Regions from separate parts of the Homo sapiens genome. Here region 2 is linked to region 1. Evidence: chromatin loops called from intact Hi-C (ENCODE). Cell type or tissue: PC-3. All regions are shown on one strand.

Region 1 (5,000 bases):
ATCTGGCCTTGGGTCAGAGAGGGCTCTGCAAGCTCCAGTTATCCACTTCAGTCACTGTTTTACATAATCCCATCATTTTGTAAATCATTTCATTGATACCAGCACTTTCACAGAATTGTTTTATTTGAACAACTCAGAGGAAGGCCACAGCAGAGGGTCCCAAGTTTTTGATAGATGAGAAAATTGAGAAGTTTAGTGATTCCTCCAAAGCCACCTAAGAAGTCTGCAGCAGAGGTAAGTCTTTTACTCCTGATCCTTTATCTTTCTGTTCTTGCTTACACAGGTGAAGGAGGTAGGTTAATCCCCTGGATTATCCTGGTATTGTCCCACTTACCCCTTTTGCTCAGTGTCATGTGGCTGTGACCAAGTAGACCACATCCAGGAGAAGTGACCTGCCATCCCACCTCACAGACAACTTCACCTCCCCAGCACCATCCTAGACCTTTTGAAAGACTGAACTGGAGTTCTAAACATTCATTAATTTAGTTGGAGTATTTTTGTTTTCTCCTCAAGAGAGTGAAAAATGGCCATTGTGAGAGAATAATGTCAAATATTCCTACAAGGGCAAAGGCAGAGTCCAGAATCACAGCTGAATCCTCCTTGTTCCATTTTTATGTGTGAATTCTTAAACCACACAGATTACATTACAAGTTGGGAATGCCTCCACCTGACTAAATATATATGTGTACACATTGGCATCCATCTCCATTAACATAATATTAGCCATTACGGGAGCATTACAACATCATCCTGCTCACAAATGTGACACAGAACAGAGTGTCACAGACACCTCAATGCACTGGACGCTTAAGTCAAATGGAAAGTTAAAAACACCTTCTGCAAGCAGCCACTGGCATTACTTCATATTTATGTTAGTTTTGCTAATCTAATCGAGTGAACTTTTTCCCTAAGAGAATATAATAGGAATATTTTATTTGAAAATTTTATGTAGTAAGCAGCTGTCTAAAGTCTTAATTTCTGTTTTCAGTAGGGTAAGTGGCAAATGCAACCAGGAAGAAAAAAATAGCAGTTTCCCAAGTGCTAGTAAGGGCAGCAGGCAGTGGAAAATCCATGCAAAGTCTTTCCAGGAAACCATTCCTACGGATCATGGGGGAAATACTTAAATGCTGGTATAGAAAAATATATCCATGCATTTCTTAATGAGGTTGAGCAAAAGAGTTGGAAAAGCCCCCAGCAATCAGGGAACAGAGGTAGAGAGAGGGAAAGTAGCTTGAAAAAGTCATTAGCAGGAGAAGGATAGCCACAATCAAGGACCTCGGCCCTGGCTCCAGGGGACTGTTTGCAGGAATTGCCTACTTTGTGCTGACATCTGGGGTGCACTGCAGGAGGAGAATGCCATTACACCCCCTGCTATTGCTCCAGCCACAGAAATGGCCATGTGCTGCATGGTGACCTACCACATCCTGTAGTTCCTTTCACTAATACTTGCCTGATCAATTACATAGCAGATATAGGGTCATGTCACAGGTTCTGTCTTTTTCTGCCATAGAAATTCAAACAGGACCCTAGCATAGTATTTATCTATATCTTGCATGAATTAAATGAGTTGAGCTGATACAATGAAAAGAGAAGGAATGTGAGGGGTAATCAGTCCTGGATTCCTGTCCTTGTTTAGGTACAACTTTGGAAAAATTACCCAGTCCCTGAGCCTCTTAAACCAGGAAAATATGTTTATCATAATTTTTCATGAAAATTACATGATATAATATATAAAACATACCTATCCTGAGGGAGTTAGGAAGTGGGTGTCAGTAGTAATTACATATTGGGAGTCAAGATATAATCTTAACGCATTCTATTGATGATAGCAACAAGCAATAATCTCATTGGTTGCTATGTTCTGAGGCAGCCTGCATCTTGAATTAGAAGAAGGTCATGGCCCCAGGAACAGAGTATAGACCTTAAAAAGAAATACATGCACAAAACACCATTTCTGAAGATAATCCCAGGGACCCAGAGCTATAAATTCCAGATATTTCTTCCTCAGTGGTGCCTAATCCACCTGGCCTCACCCATCATACCATGCACCTATTCTTCACTACAGCCACCTCTATCTTGGGCTCCATGTTCCCCACCTTAGCTCCTGGTATAGGTGCCTTTGTTTAAACACCAGCACATAATATAGAACTTGACCTACTGGTATTCATTAAACTGGTGTAAAATGAGTGAACTAAGTGACCAGTTTTGAATCTGCTTTTCATGACAACACTCCAGCATGTTCTTTGATTTGAAATTGAAACTCTTGAAGATGGGAGAAAAGAAGGAAAGCAAGTTCAGGGCTTTTATCTCCCTGACTTCCTTCTTTCAGGGCTGCCTTAGGCTGCTTGGGTCCCTCACCAAAGACCAGTGCTCCTTGCAGTGGGCCCCTCAATACAACACACTCCTCCCAAGTTCCATTAACTGCTCCCTCCGTTTGTCAATTGAGGAGTAGGGGTGGCCACAACCCTGCTGTTACTAGCCTCTTGTGCATAGCCTCTTGTGTTTTTCTTACCTAGAATGGCCACTCACCCTACTTTTCGCAGAAATGGAGTGTTGTGAAATCCTCTCATTCGGATGAGAGGGCTCTCAGTACTAAAACAGTCTTGGGCAAACTGGATGGTGAGTCACCCTACCTACGTCCTGCACACACCTTTGTAAATAGCTCCTTTACTAAACCTTCCTTTTATCACTCTGGTTGAAAAGAGTCATCCACTTTCTTTTTGGGACCTTGAATAATTCATTATCAAAAATCACACCCTATTTTGTCTTCTGCAAGAATTGTTGATGTGAGGCTACCTATGAACACATTCCCTCCTCTGGGGAGAAAGCCCACCTACAATTGGAGACAGTAAGGCCAGTACACCAGGGGCAGCAGAAATGAGAGACAGCAGTGGAGGAAATCCCTGTCTCCTCAGGACCCAGAGTCCAGCCCAGGGATGCTGGCTCCTGAGTGCTTCTTTTTTCTGCAAGGCAGTCATGTCTTTCCCAGCCATACCAGCCAACAAATTCCTAACTTGTAAAAAAAGGACCACTGCCGCTTCAACCAGTTTTGCCTGAGACAGTTCTGTGTACTTCTGTGTGTAGGCCAGGAATGAGAGACCAAAGTGAAGTCTCCCAAAGCATCTCCCTAGCCTAAGTCAGGATGAGAGAAGAGTACATCAGTGGTAAAATATGGCAGCCTTTTAAAAATGTTTTTCAAAACACAACAACACATGCTGGCAAGGCTGCAAGAGAAAAGGGAAAGCTTATACAATTTTGGTGAAAATGTAAATTAGCTCAGTCACTGTGGAAAGCAGCTTGAAGATTTCTCAAAGAACTCAAAACAGAACTACCATTTGAATGAGAAATCCCATCACTGGGTATATATTCAAAAGAAAATATATCATTCTACCAAAAATACACATGCACTCACATGTTCATCACAGCACTATTCACAATAACAAAGACATGGAATCGACCTGTGTGTTCATCAATGGTGGGCTGGATAAAGAAAATGTGGTACATTTACATGATGAAATACTATGTAGTCATGAAAAAGAATAAATACATGTCCTTTGCAGCAATATGGATACACCTGGGGGCCATTATCCTTGGTGAATTAATGCAGGAACAGAAAACCAAATACCACATGTTCTTACTTTAAGCGGGAGCTAAACAATGGATATTCATGGCATAAAGATGGAAACAGTAGACACTGGGGACTACTAGAGGGTGGAGAAAGGGATGAGGCAAGGGCTGAAAAACTAATTATTGGGTACGAAGCTCAGTACTTGGTTAATGTGATCAATTATACCCTAAACCTCAGCATCCCACAATATACCCAAGAAACCAACCTGCACATGTATCCCCTGAATCTAAGATAGAATCTAAAATTATTTTAAAATGTTTTTCAATAACTATTAATTGAACATGTAATGTCAATTGCTCTGCTTAGTTCTTAACAGAGATTACCTGATTTAGTCTTCATTACACTCCCTGAGCGGGTTATTATTTACATTTTATAGAGGAAGAAATGGAAGCCCAGACAAGTTGATTCACCTGCGCAGTCATATCCCTTGGAAGAGGCAGAGCCAGGATTTGAACCCATGCTATTAAGCATTGTGTTACCTTGTCTGCCTATGGTTCTCCCCAGGACGGCCTTGGTTGGATGTAGCTATTGCATCTGTCATCACAGGAATGGAGAGCCCTTCAGGAACTCACAGGGTACAGCTCAGGACATTAGGCAGCCCTGCTTCATCCTAATTTCCTTTCCTAGTTCTCGGCAAGAAGGCCTAGAAAATAGTTCATGCTTCAATCTTGTAACTTAAAACTCTGACAACAAACTGCACATGATCTAGTGCTGTACAGACTCCAACTTAGAGTATGCTTTTACTTCTCACTTCTAGATGTTTACACACTCATCAAGGCCATTACCCATCTGTGTCTGTTAGTAACACATGTCCTCAAACTTGCAAAAATTTCTCAATGCAGAGCTACCCTTGGGATGCTGAAAGATCTCAACACAGCCCCTATCCCATGCTCTTTTGTTCTTCAGTGGACACCTTTGCCCTCCCTCTCCATCTTTGCTGTAACTCAGTGGAGGATCTTACAGAAGGTGATATAAAATGGAGTCCAGAGCCTGCTTTAGCTGATGGCTTTTTCTTTTTCTTTAAAATATGTATGAAGCCAATGCCTAACTCACAAGACTGGTGGATAAAATAGCATAGTGTATGCTAATGTTCTCCTAATAGAAGGCAATTCTAGTCTTAATACATAGGTGGCATATGGCTAATTAATGGATTTGATGGTACCTGAAGATTTTGGGTGAGCAGGAAAAACAGAATAATGTTAGGATGATTATTTTAGGCAGAATGTGTTAGTTAACTGAATAGAGAAAAGGTCCAAGCACAAATAGTTAGAAAAGCATTACTGCAGAAGTCAGAAAGCCAATTGCCAGTAGTTTGTCCTCAAAATCAGCCTAGCTCCCTGGCTGGAGCTGGATGGACGGGAACACAGAGAAA
Region 2 (5,000 bases), 150 kb after region 1:
TGATGGGGTTGTTTTCTTCTTGTAAATTTGTTTAAGTTCTTTGTAGATTCTGGATATTAGCCCTTTGTCAGATGGATAGATTGCAAAAATTTTCTCCCATTCTGTATGCAGCCAACAAAGATGAAAAAAAGCTCATCATCACTGGTCATTAGGGAAACACAAGTCAAAACCACAATGAGATACCATCTCACGCCAGTTAGAATGGTGATCATTAAAAAGTCAGGAGGGCCGGGTGTGGTGGCTCACGCCTGTAATCCCAGCACTTTGGGAGGCCAAGGCAGGCAGAATGCACAAGGTCAGGAGATTGAGACTATCCTGGCTAACACAGTGAAACCCCGTCTCTACTAAAAATACAAAAAAAAAAAAAAAATAGCTGGGCATGGTGGCGGGCGCCTGTATACCCAGCTACTCGGGAGGCCGAGGCAGGAGAATGGTGTGAACCTGGGAGGCAGAGCTTGCAGTGAACCGAGATCTCGCCACTGCACTCCAGCCTGAGCAACTGAGCAAAACTCCATCTCAAAGAAAAGAAAAAAAAAAGTCAGGAAACAACAGATGCTGGAGAGGATGTGGAGAAATAGGAACACTTTTACACTGTCGGTGGGAGTGTAAATTAGTTCAACCATTGTGGAAGACAGTGTGATGATTTCTCAAGGATCTAGAACTAGAAATACCATTTGACCCAGCAATCCCATTACTGGGTATATACCCAAAGGATTATAAATCATTCTACTATAAAGACACATGCACACATGTTTACTGTGGCACTGTTCACAATGGCAAAGACTTGGAACCACACAAATGCCCATCAATAATAGACTGGATAAAGAAAATGTGACACATATACACCATGGAATACTATGCAGCCATAAAAAGGATGAGTTCATGTCCTTTGCAGGGACATGGATGAAGCTGGAAACCATCATTCTCAGCAAACTAACACAAGAACAGAAAACCAAACACCGCATGTTCTCACTCATAAGTAGGAGCTGAACAATGAGAACACATGGACACAGGGAGGGGAACATCACACACTGGGGCCTGTTTAGGGGTGGGGGGCTAGGGGAGGGATAGCATTAGGAGAAATACCTAATGTAGATGATGGGTTGATGGGTGCAGGAAACCACCATGGCATGTGTATACCTATGTAACAAACCTGCACATTCTGCACATGTACCCTGGAACTTAAAATATTCAGAAAGAAAACCACAGCTCTGGTCATGTTGTTCCCCTAATCAAAAACTTTCCCTGGCTCCCCATCATCTCCTTAGGCACCCAAGGCTAGTCAGGTCATCCCAGTCTCCCATTCTTACCATGCACATTAACCACAGTTGCATATGTGAGGGTTATATCCACTCTGTATAAGTTGCTTTCTATATATGCTTCATCTCTATACCCCTTACAGCCTTGCCCTGTGCTTTTCACATAGTAGATGTCATTAAATATTTTTGAATTGAATTTCATATGCCTATCTTTATTTCAGAGCCCTAGTTTTTGACCCACTCTAATGAAATCCTGCTTTTATCATACACCATTTCAAGCCTGGTCCAGATTCCCCTAGTCCAAATTTCTGAAAAGTTGGGCAAAATCCAGGCTTACATTTATCTTTGCAATAGCTACCTGAGAAGTAAATTAATAGTGTAAACTAGCTAGCATGGGTTGTGCTTGACCTAGTTAAAAAAAAAAAAAAAAAAAAAAACTTTAAAGCATGGAGGACTTTTTACACTCACTTAGTATGCTTTTTTACCTACACTTATCTCATACTTATCTGACCCTAATTGCATCCTAAATTTATTGAGATGCATTTCTTGTAAATCTTTATAATCAGACCAGTCCCACTCCACTGATTCAAATCAGTGAGGCTTGACTGCCTGTATAATGATTATTCAACTACTGTCAATTCTTTGACCTCCTACTTTTCAATGATAAATGCAAAGTGAGTCTGCTCTGCATGGCATTAAAACTGACTACCCTTTTCTACCTTAAATTTGTGGAAAAGACTGAGTCATCCACCTGAAGGGAAGAGCAGCAGCAGCAGGATTGTGGGCCACCCCCCCATGCCTTGAACAACTGGTGTAACCTCCTTGTGCCTTTTGAGTTCTTCATCTGTGAAAGGAAAAGCAATGATCAGTGCTCCTGTGTCTAGACTCCAGCCTGCCTGGCCATGTGAACCCAGAAGCATTTTCCTTTTCCAGGCCTTGAAGGCTTGAGGCCAGCTGAGTTGTTAAGGGTAAATCCTTACTCCCTGGTTACTGCCAGGTGGGGATACCTGGCTCTGAAACCAGCCTTGGACCAGGTTTGACCTTTTTACCCCAATCTCCTATCCACACCTCTTTAGCTAACTGATGAGGTTCCTATTACCCCAATTGCCCTGAGCAATAGTACTCAATCACTGCTGCATCTAGCACAACATGGAAGCAATTTTAAGAATTCTGGCCTCCAGTACCTACAGACATCATTGAACTGGGGGAATATGCTGTGGCTGGATGCTTCATGTGGTGTTAATTAAAAACAACCTGAATTTTTACAAATGCAGCTGTACCGCCCACTTACACTCCTCTGTAGTTTCCATTTAACAACCATTAAAAGCAGTGTCTGTCCCTTTAACTTCACAGAAACCACCAGTAATTCACTTTAAAGCACAGAATTCCAAAGGACTGATTCTTAATTAATCTTTGCAGGGGAGACATTTTCCCACGCAAGTTAGCATGTGAGTGATAACCCAGTGCTGCAATATCCCACTCAATTTGCCTTAATACTCACATAAGCAAGGAACTAGAGACCTAGGGAAACCAGTAACTCCTTGGAAGACTGCCATCTACTATCATGTTACTTTGCCCTAGAAGCTGCCCTTCAGGATATATTACATTAGGAAGGACTTCCTTAGAAAAGGGGTGGTTCAGGACAAATTACTCAGTGTGTGCTCATGCCTACATACACGGATATGTTGGAAATACTTGACCTGTTAATGTAACTTTCTTGGCCTCTGTTTTCTCACATGTTCAAAGGAATAATAATCCCTACTCATTTTGAGGCCATTGTAAAATAAATTGACATCATTGGTAAACTGCTGTTCAATGTATGATGCAAGGATAGTGTTCTCTTTGCACAAAGGAGTGGGTAACTGCTCATATCACCCTCCATCCCAAATTTCCCTTTCTCCCTACAACATGTTTATTCCATTCAATATAAAATCATAGGGGAATGTTGCCAGACACTGCCATAAAGAGGAGAAAAAGAAAAATTAAAAGTGATCATTATCCATGCACCCAATATACTTCACTCATTTTAAGACAGGGATAAAGTGGTCAGCCTATGCATAACATATTGTGCTTTATAAATAAGTCCATTTGAGAGGGAAATGTTAATGTACTCAAACAAGCACAATTCAACATTGCCTTGAACAAGAGATGTACAGATAGCAGGACACACGCACACACAATGGTATATGATTATTTCAAAGTAAAAATTGGTTACAGTGTATGTTAAGGACAGCCGTGGAGGTAAAACAATCAGAAAATGGCAGTCTGAAGGCTGGGCATGAAAGTATAACGAGCAGTTCAACCTTTACAGTTTTTGATGGGAGTTATTACAATTTATGGGATTATTGTATGAGTAAACTTTCTGCTATTTTCAACATGTGGGCCACCTCTTTTGATCACAATCAGAAGCCTCTCTGTGTACCTCCCCAGAATCCTCTCTGTCACTTTTGAGCTTGGGCATTAGTGAGTTCATCATTAAGATGATCCTTGACTGGAGGAAATAAGGCAAAGGAACTTTGTGACTAACAAAATCATGTCTTGGCAAAAGACTAGTATCCGAAATCTACAAGGAACTCAAATAAGCTAGAAAAAATAATAATAATAATCCCATCAAAAAGTGGGCAAACGACACAAATAGACATTTTTCAAAAGAAGATATGAACATCCAACAAACATGAAAAAACGTTCAACATCACTAATCATCAGGGAAAGGCAAATTAAAACCGCAATGAGATACCACCTTATTCCTGCAAGAATGGCCATAATTAAGATGTCAAAAAAACCATAGCTGTTGGGATTGATGTGGTGAAAAGGGAACACTTTTACACTGCTGGTAGGAATGTAAATTAATACAACCACTATGGAAAATGATATGGAGATTCCTTAAGGAAATAAAAGTAGAACTACCATTCAATCCAGCAATCCCACTACTAGGTATCTACCCAAAAGAAAAGAAGTCATTATATTAAAAAGACACCTGTGCATGCATATTTATAGCAGCACAAGTCGCAATTGCAAAGATATGGAACCAACCTAAGTGCCCAATGGCCAATGAATGGATCAATAAAATGTGGTACATGTACACCAGGGAATACTACTCAGCCATAAAAAAAAGAACAAAATAATGCCTTTTGCAGCAACTTGGATGAAACTGGAGGCCATTATTCTAAGTGAAGTAACTCAGGAATAGAAAACCAAATACCATATCTTCTCACTTATAAGTGGGAGTTAAACTATGAGAATGTAGAGGCATAAGAGTGATATAATGGACTTTTGGGAGTCGGTGGGGAAGGTGAGGAGTGGGGTGAGAGATAAAAGACTACATATTGGGTACAGTGTACACTGCTCAGGTGATGCCTGCACTAAAATCTCAGAAATCACCACTAGAGAACTTATCCATGTAAGCAGAAACCACCTGTCTCTCAAAAACTACTGAAATAAAATAATTTTAAAATTATGTCTTGGGTAATTGTTTTGAGATTGATGGTGCACAGTAGTGTTTGAAAACTCATAAAAGGGAAGAAGACCCTCAAAGAATATGTGGTCAAATCCCCTCATTCCTCATTGCCCAGATAGAGGCATTAAAGCTCCTAAAGCAAAAGAGACCTACCCAAGGCCACAGTGTAAGGGAAGGAGAAAGCTGTTGGGAAGCCCATCCAGTAAGACTGGCCTCATCTCACATGTGAGAAGGGATCACCGCCATTTTCCCAAGGAATGATCTAGAGTCAACCTCAAGGGGTC

The links. Hi-C counts contacts between places; a loop is a spot of excess contacts. Peaks named below come from ENCODE experiments on the same cell type or tissue, not always from the same donor. Only the 100,000 strongest peaks of a DNase experiment are listed, where the experiment ranks them.
Region 2: it touches region 1 in a loop (7-fold over the local background); 1 of 110 quality-filtered maps calls a loop at or near these places.

The regions. Positions count from the first base shown.
Region 1 is chr2:19,102,177-19,107,176 of GRCh38, forward strand. No RefSeq gene overlaps it. Among named protein-coding and RNA genes, the nearest start is that of LINC01376, 78 kb to the left of the region's middle. In PC-3, no CTCF peak of the experiment used is centred here; DNase peaks (open chromatin) are centred at 685 and 2,605; H3K4me3 peaks cover 433 bases; H3K27ac peaks cover 2,509 bases.
Region 2 is chr2:19,253,636-19,258,635 of GRCh38, forward strand. No RefSeq gene overlaps it. Among named protein-coding and RNA genes, the nearest start is that of MIR4757, 92 kb to the right of the region's middle. In PC-3, no CTCF peak of the experiment used is centred here; DNase peaks (open chromatin) are centred at 2,036 and 2,866; H3K27ac peaks cover 2,416 bases.